2 separate regions of the Homo sapiens genome follow, and region 2 is linked to region 1. The links are chromatin contacts, found by Hi-C or POLR2A ChIA-PET in ENCODE. All regions are on one chromosome and are shown on one strand. Each heading gives the region's core, a stretch centred on a gene start or an enhancer-like site at or near the end of the contact. The rest is flanking DNA. Distances are from core to core; before and after follow the strand shown. Region 1 overlaps PCDHGA1 (protocadherin gamma subfamily A, 1). Region 2 holds the start of PCDHGB3 (protocadherin gamma subfamily B, 3).

Region 1 (7,827 bases), core at 2,720-5,219:
TGAATGAATGAAGGAGAGAAGTTGAAGTTACTGGACTAGATCCTAACGCTTATTTCACTTTGGAGCCGCTGAATCAAAAATGTTTGTTGTGGCCGGGGGCGATCACACCTGTAATTCTAGCACTTTGGGAAGCTGAAGCAGGTGGATCAGTTGAGGTCGGGGAGTTTGAAACCAGCCTGGCCAACGTGGCGAAACCCATCTCTACTAAAAATACAAAAATGAGCTGGGTGTGGTGGTGCACACCTGCTGTCCCAGCTACTCGGGAGGCTGAGGCAGGAGAATCGCTTGAACCTGGCAGGCAGAGGTTGCAGTGAGCCAAGATCGCACCACTGCACTCCAGCTTGGGCAACAGAGCAAGACTCTGTCTAAAAAAAAAAAAAAAAAAGGTTTGTTGCATCCTCCACAAGTTAACTAAGGAAGCAGAGAGAGGAGAGAGAGAGAGGTTCCGCACCTTCTCCTCCATATCTCCAAGAGCTCCCACATGTATTCCAGGCCACTAAGCCTCTCATTTGATGGAATGGGAGTTGAGGCAGGGGTAAGGTGCTCACCCCAGAGGACACATGAGAGGCAGTTGGTGGGGCTTCCAGGTTCAATGGTGAATTCTGCTTCAAAGCCAGTGTATGGCCTGGGGTGGTGGTAGGTAGAGGGAACATAAATGGCCTAGAACTTCTCAATGTCACCTCCTCCTAGAAGCCTTCTCTGATCTTCCCCCCCCCATTACACTCACATTGTTCTCTGCCTCTCAGAACTTACTGTGATTTGTGGCTAGATTATTTTTTTTTCGTGATCTCAGCTCACTGCAACCTCTGCCTTCCGGGTTCAAGCAGTTCTGCCTCAGCCTCCTAAGTCGCTGGGATTACAGGTGCCTGCCACCACGCCTGGCTAATTTTTGTATTTTTAATCGAGATGGGGTTTCACCATGTTGGCTGCCAGGCTGGTCTCAAACCCCTGACCTCAAGTGATCTACCCACCTTGGCCTCCCAAAGTGCTGGGATTACAGGCGTGAACCACAGTGCCCAGCCTTTTTTTTTTTTTTTAAGTGTTACTTGTTGCAAATTTTCAGTCTCCTCTGCTGGTCTGGAAGCCTATGAGTTCTGGGATCACATCTACTTGTTCACTCCTATAGCCCAATGTTTAGCACAGGGCCCTGCTCATAGTAGATGCTCGATAAATATTTGTTGAATAAATGAACGAATGAATACATTAATGACTTAATGGATAACTTATGAGAAGGTTGGCAAGGCCAGCAGGGAGAAGGACAACAGCTGGGGTCAAAGGAAGGGCAAGGGCAGCCCAAGCCTTTTGATCTGCTGCTTTTTAGGGGCCTTCTAAGAAGCGCTTTGCGTTCCTAAAATGGGTGACAGGACTGTGCATGCCCAGAAGCTGGAATCTCTGCCATACACCAAGGGCTCCTGGGTCCTTGTGGCAACAAGGGTTTGGTTGGTTGCAGGATGGGGGAAAGATAACTCTTGGAAGCTCAGCATCTGTAGCAACTTGGCAAATGTGGACAGCAAGTACTCAACCATTGAGGAGGTAGGGTAAGGTGGCCCAAGCTCCTGCTTCTCTCCCTGGGCTCTGAGACTCCTCCAGGCTCCTGACTTCTAACTGGGAGGCCTGGCGCAGAGCCTATCCCACTCTGCTCAGACCAACTGAAGGTCTTTCTGCTGAAGTTTCCCTCCCCTTCAGCCCGCAGGGGGTTCCTGTCTCAGCAGGAATTCATACCAGATTGAAATGAGCAGCTGGGGCTGCTTGGATGGGAGGGTGTCTGGTGGAGAGCTGCGATCAAAGGCTCAGTGTGTGAGGGGCAGGGAAGGAAGAGAGCGGGGTGTTGGTGGGTGGTGGGTGGGGGGTTGTGTGTGCTGGCTTGCCCACAAGCACAAAAAAATGAGAGACAGAGACAGAGGCTCAGAGAAAAAAGACAAGATAAAAGAAAAAGAGAGATAAAGAAAGAGTAACAGAGAAAGAGGCAGAAAAAGACAACAGGCACAGAGACCAGAGACAGAGACAAAGAAAGATATACAGAGACAGAGACAAAGAGAGACAAAGAACAGAGAGGAAAGCAGAAATAGTGAGAGACAGAGAAACATAGAGGCTGGGGATAGAAGAACACAAGGCGCTAGGAAACGGTGAAAGGAGAAACAGAAAAGAGGTCCAGGACAAGGACAGGGAGGCAGAGATAGAGAAGGAGAAAGAGACTAAGGGTCCCGTGTAGTTACTCACTCCACATTTATTGAGCACTTATGCCATGGCAGGCACAGTGGGCGGCACAGATCAATGCAAGTAGACAAATGAAAGGGACTGAGGCTGAGGTGCAGCAATCAAGACGGAAGCTAAGACAGAGATGGAGAAGAGAGGGAGAGGCAGAGATTGCAAAGCGAGATAGAGACTGAGGGAAGGACTGAGAGGTAAGAGAAAGTGGCAAAGACGGAAACTCAAGAAAAAGGGGCAGAGACACGGAGACCCCACAGACAGAGAGCAGGACAAGTAGGGGCAGAGGACAGTGGGAGGAGGGGCCGGAGAAGGGGGCCTGCTCCATGCCCCGCCCAGTCCTTCCTCAGTTCCACCTCCAGCTGTGCTGCCTCCACTCTCCCCAGGCTGCAGTCAGCCTCGGCTCTGGAGGCTCTGGAGGAGGCGCTGAGTGCGGACCGCCTCCTCCGGTCAAATGCTTTTCTGCCTGAGCCCCAGGTCATAATGGAGCCCAGCTCAACTCAGGGGAGGGGGTTAGGCAGTACATGGGCATAGAAAGCCTCGCTTTCACCCAGAGACCAGCTTAAGACCATCCTTTGGTTCCACAGTGCCCTCAGGGGATAGGAAAAGGTGCCGGTCGTGGCGAGGAGGGAAGGGGCAAGCATGTGAATTGAGCTTCCTGAACAGTCAGGGCAGTCGCCTCTTCCTTCCGGGGTCTGTGTGCCAGCCCCCCGCACACCAAGACCTCCCTGGGATCTCAAACTGAGGGAGAAGCCATCTGTAGCAAATGCTGGGCCCTCCCCCATCTCCTCCCACGTCATCCCTGAGAAAATGCCGCAGAGAAGAGGGTGGGCTGGAGAATCAGTCACCTACCCGCTGGTGCCGGGTCTCTGGGCCTGAGAGAAACGCCAGTCCGTGTTGGGCGGGGCTTGCTGTGGAGAAAACAGAGGGAAAGGGGCTGAGTACCCGTGAGAAGTTAGAATGTCACCCGAGCCCCTAGGGATGGGCCGGGAGAGAAGGAGGGGAGTGGGCACAGAGAAGAAAACGGACTAAGAGGGGGCAGGGGTGGACTCATCTCCAAAGACAAAATACACCTCAGGTCTCAGAGGTCTGAGGTACCAGAAACCAAGAGATAAATCACATTTCATCTGACCACAGTGAGCAAGCTGAGACTCCTTTCCTAAAGAAATGGCCCCTTCCTCCCTGCCCCCAGAGTCAGAACTCCTGAGCCAAAATTCAAGGACTGAAGGCATCTTCTGTGGAACTGGGGGAAGAGGTGCAGACAAAGCCCCCTAAAGTGGCAAAGGAGGCTTTTCAATGAGAATTCTACCAGCCCTAGAATGAATTTATTCAACTCCTCAGCTGGGAACAAAGCATCCTCTGCAGCAAGATGGCTGCTGTTCTTGGTAACCCTTTTGGTGCCAGGTTGTGCAGTGACACATTCACAGGGACATCTTCTCTGGGCCCTTGGCTTGCAAGAATCTCTTCCCACAGCTAAATACATTATTAATTTAGGAGTCATGCCAGATTGGGCCTTTGCGGGGCATCCAAGTCCCGGGACACTTCTCACCCCTAGAACTCCGTGCCAGACAATGGTCTGTGACTAAGGAGAAGAGAACAAGGCTGCTCTGTCTGAGACGGAGAAAAATGGAAGGGATGCAGCGGGGAGGGATCCAGCTCCCACAGCCTCCAAGCAGGGCCAACTAAGTCTCCAGGGCTCCCAAGGGGCTGATGTGTAGCCATCTCCCACCTAGCTGAAGGTGTGGGGCTCTGGCCAGCCACTTCATTCCTGAGTCCCTTCTGGTCTTTCCAGGGGGTGTGTTATCCCATCACACACTCTCATGGAGCACTCCTAGAGCCACCTCCTCACTGGTTCTGGGGTGGGCTGGTAATTAATACTCATACTTGCTCCCAGAAGCAGAGAGTGTGAGTATCTCAGATTACTCCAGGGAGAAGGAAGCTCCGGAACTGCCAGTGGCTCACTCAAGGCTCACAGGTGGCAGTGATATGAGCAGAACCCAGAAACCTAGCATTCCAGGTGTATCGGGAGTCACCAGCACCATTCTGGGGCTGCCATGGAGAAGGGCACAGGGATGGCCAGCCCTCAGCCACTGTATTCTTAGACACAGCAGAATCTACATGGAAATGCAGTGATTGTGATAGGAGGAAACGGAGCTGGGGGAACTCAATCTCCAAAAGGATAACTGGCCAAGTTTGCGCTGCGGGGACTGCTCAGAAATGAGGAGCCACAGAAGACTTTCCCCACATGTAAGGTCCTAAAAGGGAAGGAACCCCACCCTTGCCCCATCCCAGCAGAAGCAAAATCCCAGCAGAGGCAACTCCCCTCTCCTGTCCTCAAGCTTTTAAAGTTCCAAGTGCCAAGAAATTAAAAGCACACATTCTGGAGTTAGACAGGGGTTAGAATCTCTCTTACTTGCTCTGTGAACTTGAGCAAGTCACTTGACCTCTGTGAAGCTGTTATAAGAGAGGCATGTTAGTACCTAGCCAACAGCAATGGTGGGAAGAGCAAATGAGATGAGGTTCTCAAAGGAGTTATATAGTAAGTTTCTCTCAATCAGCTATCAAAATCACCTGGGGGTGTTTCAAAATACAGTCCTAGGAGCAGAGTTAGGCATTGATATATTTTGAATAAAAGCTCCTGGAGTTGGAGAAACTTGTGTTTTTTACTATTGTAGTTTCCTCACACATAAGGGCACCCTGGCATCTGGCAGAGCCTATAGCTTTCCATCTGCCAGAGGAGACAGGACTTGTTAGAGTGTCAGATAGTTTGGTCACCTCCAAATCTCTGACCCTAGATCGCTGGGCACATTGTGATCACGACGGCGCCAAAAGCCTGTATCTCTGGGGGTTGAGAGCCAGGGCGCTCGAGGCTTTCACTTCCTGCGGGAGGAAGGGGCCGCTGGTGCCACTGGAGTCCCAGTCCTGCTGTCCTATAGAGGCTCACTCACTCGCCCAACGCGGAGCCCTGCCGCGCCTCGGCCACTGGGCAGCTCTGCCTGTCCGCCTGCTCGAGGCTTCTGGGTTGAGGGGTCGCCGACCCTTGAGACGGAGTCCCGGGACCATCCGGACCTCTGGCCCAAGGATCGTAGAGTCCTGCCCGCCCGGCACTTAGAGCGGCAGTCGCTCCAGCGCTCCTGGCCCCGCGCCTCGCTCAGGCCGCCCCCCAGGCGACCCGGCCCAGCCCGGGGCGCAGGTGGGAGAGGTGAGAGGAGGCTCCGGAGTCCTCGCCTGGTCCTGGGCGGCCGCGATCTGGGACCCTCAGGCGCGCACAATCAGCTACGAGTACTCCTGAGCCCGGCGGAGGGAGCGGCAGAGGGGAGCTGCGAGTGGACCGGAACAGGCCTGTGAATCTGGCCGCGAGCGAGTGGCAGTGAAAGCTGGTATTCGCGTAAGCCCACGTGCGAGGAGTGCGTGCGTGCGTCCGCGCACGTGTTGGCGGGGCGTGGCGAGCCCGTGCAACTTGTGTGGGCCGTGGGGGTGGCCAGCAGGGAGGACACGCATGAGCCCCGCGCGCACACCTAAGTCCCGCAGACAGGTGCGGTTGGGTGATGCGGGGATAGGGAGGGTAACAGTGAAGTCACAGATGCTGGGAGCTGGGGAGAAATCGAAGAGGAAATCTACAGACCGGCGAAGCGTGCCGGAGCCGGCGCCTAGGAGGCTGGCTGCAGGGGTGGATCTGTGACTGCCTCCTCCCGGGACCCCCGACACCCGCGGAAATCGCCCGAAATTCACCGGAAGCTCGAAGGAGGCCCCGGCCTTTTTTGAGTGTAGGGGTGGGGGTCGGTCCCACCTCCCCTCGCCCACAGTCGCCACCACCCCCGGTGCTCGGAGCCCCATCCCTTAATCGGCCACTCTGGTTTCGCGCAAACGGTCCAATGATCCCGAGAATCGGGTGGAGCGCAGCCAGCGACCAAGCCGGCCGGAGAGGAGTGGATGCAAGTTCAATCCCTTATGAGGACGGGCGGCTTCTCCAGTGCCGCCCCCAGGGGTCGCCCGGGGCGGCGCCGAGCCCCTCACCTGGCTCCGCTCCCGCAGCGTATTAGAGCGGGACCGGATGGCGTCAGGCTCCAGCGCCAGAGCTGTGGGCTGCTGAACGCTGAGGGGTCTTAGAAAAGTGAAGTCACTGCCGTCCGAGGCCGGTGAAAAGCACGTCCTGTAGCAGTGGCTCTGCGAGTCTGTGGGCCGCAGCGTCACCTCCATGTACTTGAGCGTGCCGTCCGAGCTCACCTGCAGGTTGGGGCTGGACTGCTTATAGAAGTCCGGGGAGGGTGAGTCCTGGCGCCTGCAGCACTGCCCTCCACCCCCGTCCCCGTCTGCGTTTCCCTGAAGGCACTTCGCTGACAGAAAGGTGAAGGTGACTAGGGATAAGAGACTGACGGTCGCTAGAGCCACAATGAGGTAAAGGGTAAGGTCTGAACGCTCAGGAGGGTGTATGAGGAAGTCACTGGATTTGGGCATTTCCTCAGGGTCCTCATCCTCCAGAACCAGCAGCACTGTGGCTGTGGAGGAGAGTGAAGGGTCACCATTGTCCCTCACCAGGACCACCACCTGCTGGGTGTCAGAGTCATCCTCCAGTAAGGCCCGGGCTGTGCGCACCTCACCAGTGTGTGTAGACACGAGGAACAGTCCTGGGGCTGTGGACTGTGGCAACAGTGAGTAGGAGAGCCACGCATTGTGGCCTGCATCAGCATCCACGGCTGTCACCTTGGTGACCAAGGAGCCAGGAGGAGCAGAGCGAGGGAGACGCTGGGGGGCTGAGTGTTCCCAGTCTGGCCGTGGGTGCAGCACAGCTGGGGCATTATCATTCTCGTCTAGGACAAACACATGCAGAGATGTGTTGGCATGCAATGGGGGAGAGCCGGAGTCTCGAACCCCCACCACAATCTGCAGCATCTGCAGCAATTCATAGTCAAAGGTACGCTGGGCAAAGATCCGTCCATCCTCTGGGTTGACATACACAAAGGAGGAGGCTGGGGCTCCCTGAACCTGATTTCCTACAATGGAGTAGGTGAGGCGGGCATTATCCCCAGTGTCTGGATCTGAGGCAGCCACAGTGCAAAGAAGGGAGCCCGGAGGCCGGTTTTCTAGGATGTAAGCAGTGTAAAGCTGCTGGTTGAAGCGGGGTGCATTGTCATTGACATCTGAAATGTTGAGCCTGATGGTGAGATGTTTGTGTAGGGAAGGTGAACCAGCATCGCTGGCCAGCAGCTCGATGATATAGTGGGATGTGGCCTCCCGGTCCAAAGGCTGGCTGGTTAGCAGCGAGTAGTGGTTCTCAGAAGGCTTAATCTGAAATGGCAGGTCCGGAGAGATATCAAGGCTCACTTCACCATTTCTACCTGAGTCCCGGTCTCGCACATTAAACAACCCCACTACTGTGCCCACTGGTGTGCTCTCTAGGACAGGGTTGGCCAAAGAGGCCAATAGCACCTCTGGGGCATTGTCATTGACATCCCCCACATCCACTTGAATCACACAGTGGCCCTCCATGGCAGGCTGTCCCTGGTCACGGGCTCTTGCATGAATTTCATAGAAACGTGACTCCTCAAAGTCTATGGGACCCAACACATGGATTGCCCCACTGCTAGGGTCTAGGCCAAAGAGGTTCCGCACTGCCTC
Region 2 (7,827 bases), core at 2,156-4,655, 120 kb after region 1:
GGACCTTGGGGAACAGAAATAATATTACAATCTTCTGTAAATTTTGAATTATCATCACATTTCACCACCATTTATGCTAGTCCCATTTTCAGTAAGGGTACCAACAACCACAAACACTTTTTTGGAGACAAAGTCTCGCTCTGTCTCCCAGGCTAGAGTGCAGGGGCACAATTATAGCTCATTGCAGCTGCTACCTCCTGGGATCAAGGGATCCTCCCACCTCAGCCTCCCGAGTAGCTGGGACTACAGGCATATGCTACACAAACACATTTTGAACCAATTCATTACAGTGCCCATTACAAGAGTTGCCATTTTAGATGCCATTATTTCTTTTGATTAGCATAGAAGTTAAAAACTGCCCTGACATAGGCAACATCTGTGTATACTTTTAAAAACATGCAAAGGGAAGTAAAAATATTATATACAGGTTACATTAAAAATGTGTTAAGATATACATAATGTTTCATATATTTTAGGATTGACTGCATTAAAACTAAGTAAACCACTTAATTGTGAGGATTTGGGTCTAATTCTGGATAGATATGTCTGAAAATGACAGTGTGAGATAATACTGTATTAAAAATGTTTCAGATTATAGTGTATTAGGATTAAGAAAAGTTTCAAGACTATCAAAAGGAGGCTTTCTATGAAAGAACAACTGCAACACAGATATTCTACAGGAAATTCTACAAAGAATTTCCTAGACACCCTACTCTACACCAGAAAATCAATAAAATAATGTAATCAGGGAATATTTAATCTGTATTCTTTTTATCTCTAAATCAATGAATTGAAACCCAATTATATTTATGGAAGGAAAGGTTTGAAGAAACTCACCTTTTGCAAATTGCCTGAATTAGAAGGCATTTCTGGATTGTCATTACTTTCAAACCAAGAGGCTTCATCACATAGAAGATCTTGTGGTGCAGCATTTTCAGCCTTTATATTGAGAAATTTAAACTCGGTGTTTGAGGAATGTGAGGCAGCACACGGATTGTAGGAATAAGGCAAAGTCCTTTCGCTGTAGGTGGGGAGAACTCCAGGTACAGTCTTGAAGCAGACACCAGGCTGAAAGTAGCCCTCAGTGGCGGGTCTGGAGGAGCATCGCAGGCGCAGGGAGATTGCCAGAATCACCGCGAGGAGGAAGAGCACTGAGATCAAGGCCAACGCCACTACTAGGTGAAACTGTAGCTCCGCCTGAGGGTCAGAGGGAGTGGGGCGGTCGCTAAGGTCAGGTTGTATCTCTTGCAAGCTATCTGCGAAGATTAGGTGCAGCATGACGGTGGCTGAAAGAGGCTGCTGTCCTCCATCACGCACAGTGACCAGCAGGCGCTGGCGGGCGGCCTCCCTGTCGCCCAAGGTACGCGCCGTGCGCACCTCACCCGTGCGCAGGCCCAGGCTGAACAGCCCGGGCTCGCTGGCCTGCACAATGTGGTAGGACAGCCAGGCGTTGTATCCCGAGTCTGCGTCCACCGCCACCACCTTGGTCACCAGGTAGCCAGGCTCTGCAGAGCGCGGCACCATATCGAAGAGCGCAGAGCCTTCGGGCCCCAGAGCTGGGTACAGCACCAGCGGTGCATTGTCGTTGCGGTCGTCCACCAACACGCGCAGGCTCACGTTGGCGCTGAGCGTAGGCGAGCCCTGGTCGCGGGCCTGCAGAGTGAGCTCGAAGGCACGCAGCTGCTCGTGGTCGAAGGCTCGCTGCGCGAACACCACCCCGCTCCGCGCGCTCACGGACACGTAGGACGACAGCTCCCGCGGCTCCAGGTCACTGGCCACGATGTAGTAGGAGACAAGGCCATTAGGTCCCAAGTCGGGATCCGAGGCTCTGACATGCGCAATGGAGGCTCCAGGCGGATTGTTCTCAGCTACATGCACGGTGTAGGAGGCCTGGTGGAAAACGGGAACGTTGTCGTTGACATCAAGGATGTGCAGAGTGATGGTCTTGCTGGAGGAGAGCGGTGGATTGCCTTTGTCGGTAGCTGTGATCGTCACATTGTATTCTGGGATCTGCTCCCGGTCCAGGGCTCCATCTGTCACCAACCTGTATGTGTTTTTGGTATCTTGAACGATTTTAAAGGGGAAGTTTCCTTTTAGTTGGCATAGGATTTCTCCATTAAATCCAGAATCTAGATCATGTGTTTTGATCAGGGCAACGGCAGTCCCCAGCTCAGCATCTTCTTGTATATGTTGGGATTCAGAAGCCAGGGTTATCTCCGGGGCATTGTCATTTTCATCTGAAATATCTATCTGTACTTTACAATATGCAGTGTGATGTCCACCATCCTTTGCTTCCACCCCAATTGTGTAGCTATCTCTCTCTTCAAAGTCCAGTTCTCCAATAGTGGTGAGTTCCCCCGTTTTACTGTCCAGCTTGAACAGTTGTCTCACTTCCTTGCCAATATTGATGAAGGCATAGATGATTTCGGCATTGATGCCCTCATCCATGTCAATGGCCATCACTTTTAATACGGAGGAGCCAGCGGGCAGGTTCTCTGCAACATTGACCCTGTACATGTCCTGAGTAAATACTGGGGGGTTATCATTTGCATCTGCGACAATTACCCTGATCTGGGTGGTACAGCTTCTGGAGGGCTCGCCCCCATCCACAGCTGTGAGGACCAGGTGGTGATGTGGCTGCTCTTCCCTGTCCAGGGGTGCTTTCAGTACTAGCTCTGGGTACCTACTGCCATCCAGGTTCTCCTTCTGAATCAAAGAGAAGTGCGGATCAGGGCTGAGGTAGTACTGCTGCAGCGAATTGACACCTACATCAGGATCTTGCGCAGATTCCAGGGCAAATGTGGCTCCAGTGAGAGCCAGTTCGCTGATTTCCAGCTCAGTGATATTTTGGCTAAAGGTCGGTGGGTTGTCGTTAATATCCTGGATCAGCACAGTTACATGAAAAAAGTTTAAAGGCTTTTCAGCAACCATTTCAAATTCCAGAACACACGTCGACTTCTTGCCACAAATCTCCTCTCGGTCTATACGGTCGCTCACAAGTAAGTTCCCATTTTCGGGGCTCACGGTAAAGAATTTCTTCTCTGCAATAACCCGCAGGTTCCTAGTAGGTAAATCCCCCACGCCAAACCCCAGGTCCTTGGCGAGGTTCCCTACCAGCGAGCCCCTGTCCAGCTCCTCGGGAATAGCGTAGCGGATCGGTTCGGAGAGAGCCTGGTCTAACAAAGAGAGCAGGAAGAGAAATAGCATTCGCCTCTGCCCTGCTGGGCCCCTCCATCCGGAGCTATTTCCCATCCCGCTCTCTGCGCCTTTGCCTTTCTAAATCCGAGGAGAGGAGATCTTTAAATAATCCCAAGAGTTCTCCGAGCAGGACCAACTATTTGCTTTGTCTTTGTGCTTGGGTTCTCTAATGGGTGTCTCCGCTGCAGGAAGCCTGATAGAGAGTGCACTTTTCTTCCGAGCTGGCTGCAGCGGGAGGAGCCAATATTTTGCACAGCACTAGCCAAGAGCGGCACCCGGCGCCTCTGCTGCAGAACTGCAGTAATGGTGACTAAATCAGCTCCAAATAAGGAGCTAGTTAGGAGAAAAATCGGCAGTGTACTGATAGTGATACTTTCTTCCCATTTTAAAAGGACTTTTAAAAAACATTAAATATACTTACTATATCTTTAGTCTGTTATTTCTTTTAATTTGAGCTTTATCCATCCAAATCAAGTACCTTTTACTTGTCAAAGGGCAGAGATAATCTTGCTCAATCCCGTCACGTTTTTAGTTTCCATTTTCATAAAATGGTCATAATAATATCTTCTCTGCTTACTCTAGTAGAAATGAGGGCCAAATAAAATAATACATAGAAAATCATACAAATGGAAGCTATTTTTGGTGATGGCAGAAGACGTAGTATAAAGAGGCTTGAAATATCAGCTTCACGTGTATTCTTATTGCATTCTATTTCCTTTACTTCTAACTTCTAAAAGTTATAATGTCATAGCTTTTAGTTTTATTCTATGTTTCACTTTCTTCTCTTTTATCTTTATTATCTCCCCCCAAAAGAAGTTAAAGGTAATGAGGAAATGATTGACCTTATAAAATAGAAGTATAGTAAAAAGCAAGAGGGTCTCTTTTCCTTTGTTTCCAAGTGTCTACTTTTAATTAAATAAGTATGATTGAAAACTTTTTTTTTCTATAGAGGTGGGGTTTCACTATGTTGCCCAGGCTGGGCTAGAACACCTGGCTTTAAGCAATCCTCCCACCTCAGCGTCCCAAATTGCTGGGATTATAGTCATGAACCACCCTGGCCCAAATGAAAAACTTTTACAAAGGATGTTTTTTCATACTACATCACAATTGTCCTGAAATGTACTGTTTCTTCTCAAGTAGCCTAACAATGATGCGTTATTAGGATTGGGGAGTGAATTGTAAGTCCTTATAATTATATTATTTAATTATATAAGTAATCTTCCTGTCCACTTTTCCTTGGTCCCCAGTTTACCATCTGATAATCCTAACTTTTTGTTATTTACACTTTTCCCTGGTCAATAACATGCCATTTTCCATGTTTCTGACAGGTGTCTTACAGTTTTAATTCCATTTTCAAACCAGAAAATCTTCCTAAAGAAATTATCTTTAGCCTACATAATGTATTGTTACTCTAAAACTAGGCAAGTGTGCAGCAATAAGCAATGAGTTCCACACCGAATTCACCTTATAGTGGAAAAGCATTATAGCATCTTAAACTACTCACAGTAACCAGAATTCTAGACAGACACTCATTGTCACCTTTATACAAACATCAAAAATATAACTGACTCAAGACTTTGCTCCAAAACATTCCAAAGCAAGTGCCTTCCAACACAATGCCAAGTGTTCATTGTATGAACACTTCAATTAGTATGAAAAATTATTCTTCAGAACACATATAAAACTAAAGATTCAGATATTTAAAAGTATATGGTATATACAGTACATACATTCAAAATGTATGGATCAAGCATTTTATAGTCTGTTAGTAGTTTATAGAGGGTTTAAAGATATTTTTCCATTGCACAAAACATTTAACTCAGAAGAAATGTACCCAAATCTATAACCTTTACTTTTTTCCCAAACACCTTACCCTAAGAAGCATATAACATTTTCTTTTAAAAAAAATGGAAAAGCAAGTTTTCACATAGGAGTGAATAATGTCGACACCTACTGTATAGATTCTCTTGTTACTCTTTGGATGCATTCACTATTCGGTGAGTTTGTACATTTTACATTTTGGTCAGAATGTCCATGTGTGTATGTATGTGTGTTTGTGTGTGTGTATGTGTGTATATATATGTGTGTATATATATGTGTGTGTATATGTATATAGATATAGATATACTTGAATGCTCTTTAACAGTGTTTAAAAAATAAAAATCAAGTGGTCTTAGGTTCTTTAATGTGTCAATTAACCTTTCATGTGGTTGAGTAATGTAGCTTACTATCCCATTTGTAATATTTTATTACCTTTTCCCCTTATTTAGTCATTATTTGAAGCTGATGCTCAAGGTTTTAAAAGTACAAAATTTGAAGGATTAAGAATATTTTAATAAGAAACATCTGAAAATCATCTTCAGCAAATCAGATGCAGAAGGGAAATATAGTAGTTCTTTCATTACATAACACATCCTCCTGGAATTTGAGGCACATAGGCCAGTATTTCATTAAGACAAATCTATTAATTTAAGATGAGCACATACGTTAGATATGAAATTTAAAATTTTGAACCATCTTTAAGTTGAGTTCTTTTTTTTTCAAATACAACCTTAAACTCAAGTAATAAAGAAGAATTGCACCTACACTTAAAGAAACGCTAACATTGCAGTAGGTATTGATTCTAATAAGTAAAGGGTTTATCTATAACAGAAGATGCCAGGTGTGTGACATATTTACATTTATTGAGTGCAGCAGTATGTAACTCTCTGGAGGCTTTACATCACAGAACGAAGCCCAACCTTAAGGTTCCTTTACACTGATTTCTTCTCTCAACAAGCCCACATATCCAATAACTACATGGCTTAACACAAACTTTCCAGACTTTAGAATGCTACATGTTATCATTAATATAAATTTTATCTACTTTTCTGATATTTATTTATTTATTTATTTATTTATTTATTTATTTTGAGACGGAGTCTCGTTCTGTCTCCCAGGCTGGAGTGCAGTGGCGCGATCTCGGCTTACTGCAAGCTCCTCCTCCCGGGTTCACCCCATTCTCCTGCCTCAGCCTTCCGAGTAGCTGGGACTACAGGCGCCTGCCACCACGCCCGGCTAATTTTTTGTATTTTTAGTAGAACAGGGTTTCACCGTGTTAGCCAGGATGGTCTCGATCTCCTGACCTCGTGATCCGCCCACCTCAGCCTCCCAAAGTGCTGGGATTACAGGCGTCAGCCACCGCACCCGGCCTCTTTTCTGATATTTATGACCCAGAAGTTCTCTGTACCTTTCCACTGATTTATGTAAATACTGTAAATTATTTCCTTAAACAAATTTCAGGTAGACTAAAATATCAGTCCTATACATTATCCTTTCCAAAACACATTCACTAATGGTGTCTAGGCAGACACTCAAAAGAGAACAATATATCTAACAATTTGAATAAATAAAACATCTTTTCTATTAATAGAACTGCAGTTCCAATATAACAAAATATTTGGGTAAAATGATTATATTTAACCACTTTCCTTTAAGGTATTTGTTTCACTTAAGTCTACAGATATCAGCTAGACTTCCCAAAACAGAATTTGAAAACAAATGGAGAAAGCATGAATTATATAAAAAAAATTAATCTCCAATACAGCAAATAATGTTCCACTATTTACATAACTAGCTGATTCTGAATATGACAGAAACATGAAAAAGGAAACAAATGAAAATGTTCTGGTCATCCTTACCGAAAGAGAAAACTAACCTGAACTCGCCGTTCTTCTTTGTTTGCATCTACCTTATCAGACATCAGAAGAGGCTCGCTTTTCTCACAGCTCTCTTCACTAAGGAGCGTGTCTGCGTAGTTGGGCTGGGGAAAGATCAGGTGACTCTTCCTCGAGTCCGCGGTGAGGGAGACCTCGTGGGAATAGGTCTGCAGGAAAGCCCGAACCCCATCCACGCCCACAAAGTGCGAGGCGGGCACACCCGCCAACCTGCTGCCTTCAGCCTGAAGCAGGCGTGACTTGTGCCAGCGCCTCAGTCTGAGCACCAGCAGCACGATGACGAAGGCCAGGAAGACGCAGGAGACTGCAGCCACTGCCACCACAAGATAGAGTGTGAGGTCCAGATCCTCAGGGTCAATGGGGGTCTTGATACTGCCTAGGTCAGCCAGGATGTCAGGGATCCTGTCGGCCACGGCAACGGTGACCGTGAAGGTGGCTGACAGAGGGGGCTGGCCATGGTCTTCGACGGCCACCACGAGGCTCTGCTTGAGCGCGTCTCTGTCCAGCAGGGCTCGCGCTGTGCGCACCTCGCCCGTGTGCAGCCCAACCGCAAAGAGTCCTGGCTCGCTGGCCTTAAGCAGGCGGTAGGACAGCCAGGCGTTCTGGCCTGAATCTTTGTCCACCGCTACCACCTTGGTCACCAGGTAGCCAGGTTCTGCGGAGCGAGGCGCCAGCTCCACGCCCGTGGAACCGTCTGTGGGGAGGGCGGGGTACAGGATCTCAGGCGTATTGTCGTTCTGGTCCAGCACAAACAGGCTCAGCGACACGTTGCTGCTAAGTGGAGGGTTCCCACTGTCGCTGGCTGTCACCCACAACTGTAGGTCTCTCAACTGCTCATAGTCGAAGGATCTCAGAGCATACAGGACACCGGTGTCAGAGTTAATGGATACATAGGAGGACAAGGGCGCCCCCT

Evidence for each region. Hi-C counts contacts between places; a loop is a spot of excess contacts on that map. ChIA-PET counts read pairs that join two places held with the same protein, here RNA polymerase II (POLR2A). Pooled maps may share reads with other maps.
Region 2: a loop to region 1 is called in a pooled map, with 2.8 times the contacts of the local background. The contact joins the promoter of PCDHGB3 here to the enhancer-like site in region 1. A Hi-C loop is called at or near these places in 2 of 50 pooled maps. POLR2A ChIA-PET finds 5 or more read pairs at or near these places in 2 of 52 experiments (OCI-LY7 and WTC11).

Annotation. Positions count from the first base shown.
Region 1 is chr5:141,490,099-141,497,925 of GRCh38, reverse strand. It overlaps PCDHGA1 (protocadherin gamma subfamily A, 1), which reads right to left. Exons shown (of 4, transcript NM_018912.3): 2 at 3,061-3,119. It overlaps PCDHGA2 (protocadherin gamma subfamily A, 2), which reads right to left. Exons shown (of 4, transcript NM_018915.4): 2 at 3,061-3,119. It overlaps PCDHGA3 (protocadherin gamma subfamily A, 3), which reads right to left. Exons shown (of 4, transcript NM_018916.4): 2 at 3,061-3,119. PCDHGB1 (protocadherin gamma subfamily B, 1) reads right to left here. Exons shown (of 4, transcript NM_018922.3): 2 at 3,061-3,119. It also overlaps PCDHGA4, PCDHGB2, PCDHGA5, PCDHGB3, PCDHGA6 and PCDHGA7, and 13 more genes. Among named protein-coding and RNA genes, the nearest start is that of PCDHGC5, 4.9 kb to the right of the region's middle. RefSeq lists enhancers at 4,918-5,037, 5,568-6,017 and silencers at 5,368-5,417, 6,148-6,217. Within about 2 kb of position 3,969, at least 7 of the 41 ENCODE cell types and tissues checked have a DNase peak (open chromatin) inside an H3K27ac peak, as active enhancers do.
Region 2 is chr5:141,365,820-141,373,646 of GRCh38, reverse strand. It overlaps PCDHGB3 (protocadherin gamma subfamily B, 3), which reads right to left and starts at 3,405. Exons shown (of 4, transcript NM_018924.5): 1 at 838-3,405. The coding sequence starts at 3,252. The region is part of intron 1 of PCDHGA1 (protocadherin gamma subfamily A, 1); the gene reads right to left. The region is part of intron 1 of PCDHGA2 (protocadherin gamma subfamily A, 2); the gene reads right to left. The region is part of intron 1 of PCDHGA3 (protocadherin gamma subfamily A, 3); the gene reads right to left. It also overlaps PCDHGB1, PCDHGA4, PCDHGB2, PCDHGA5 and PCDHG@. RefSeq lists a silencer at 7,268-7,446.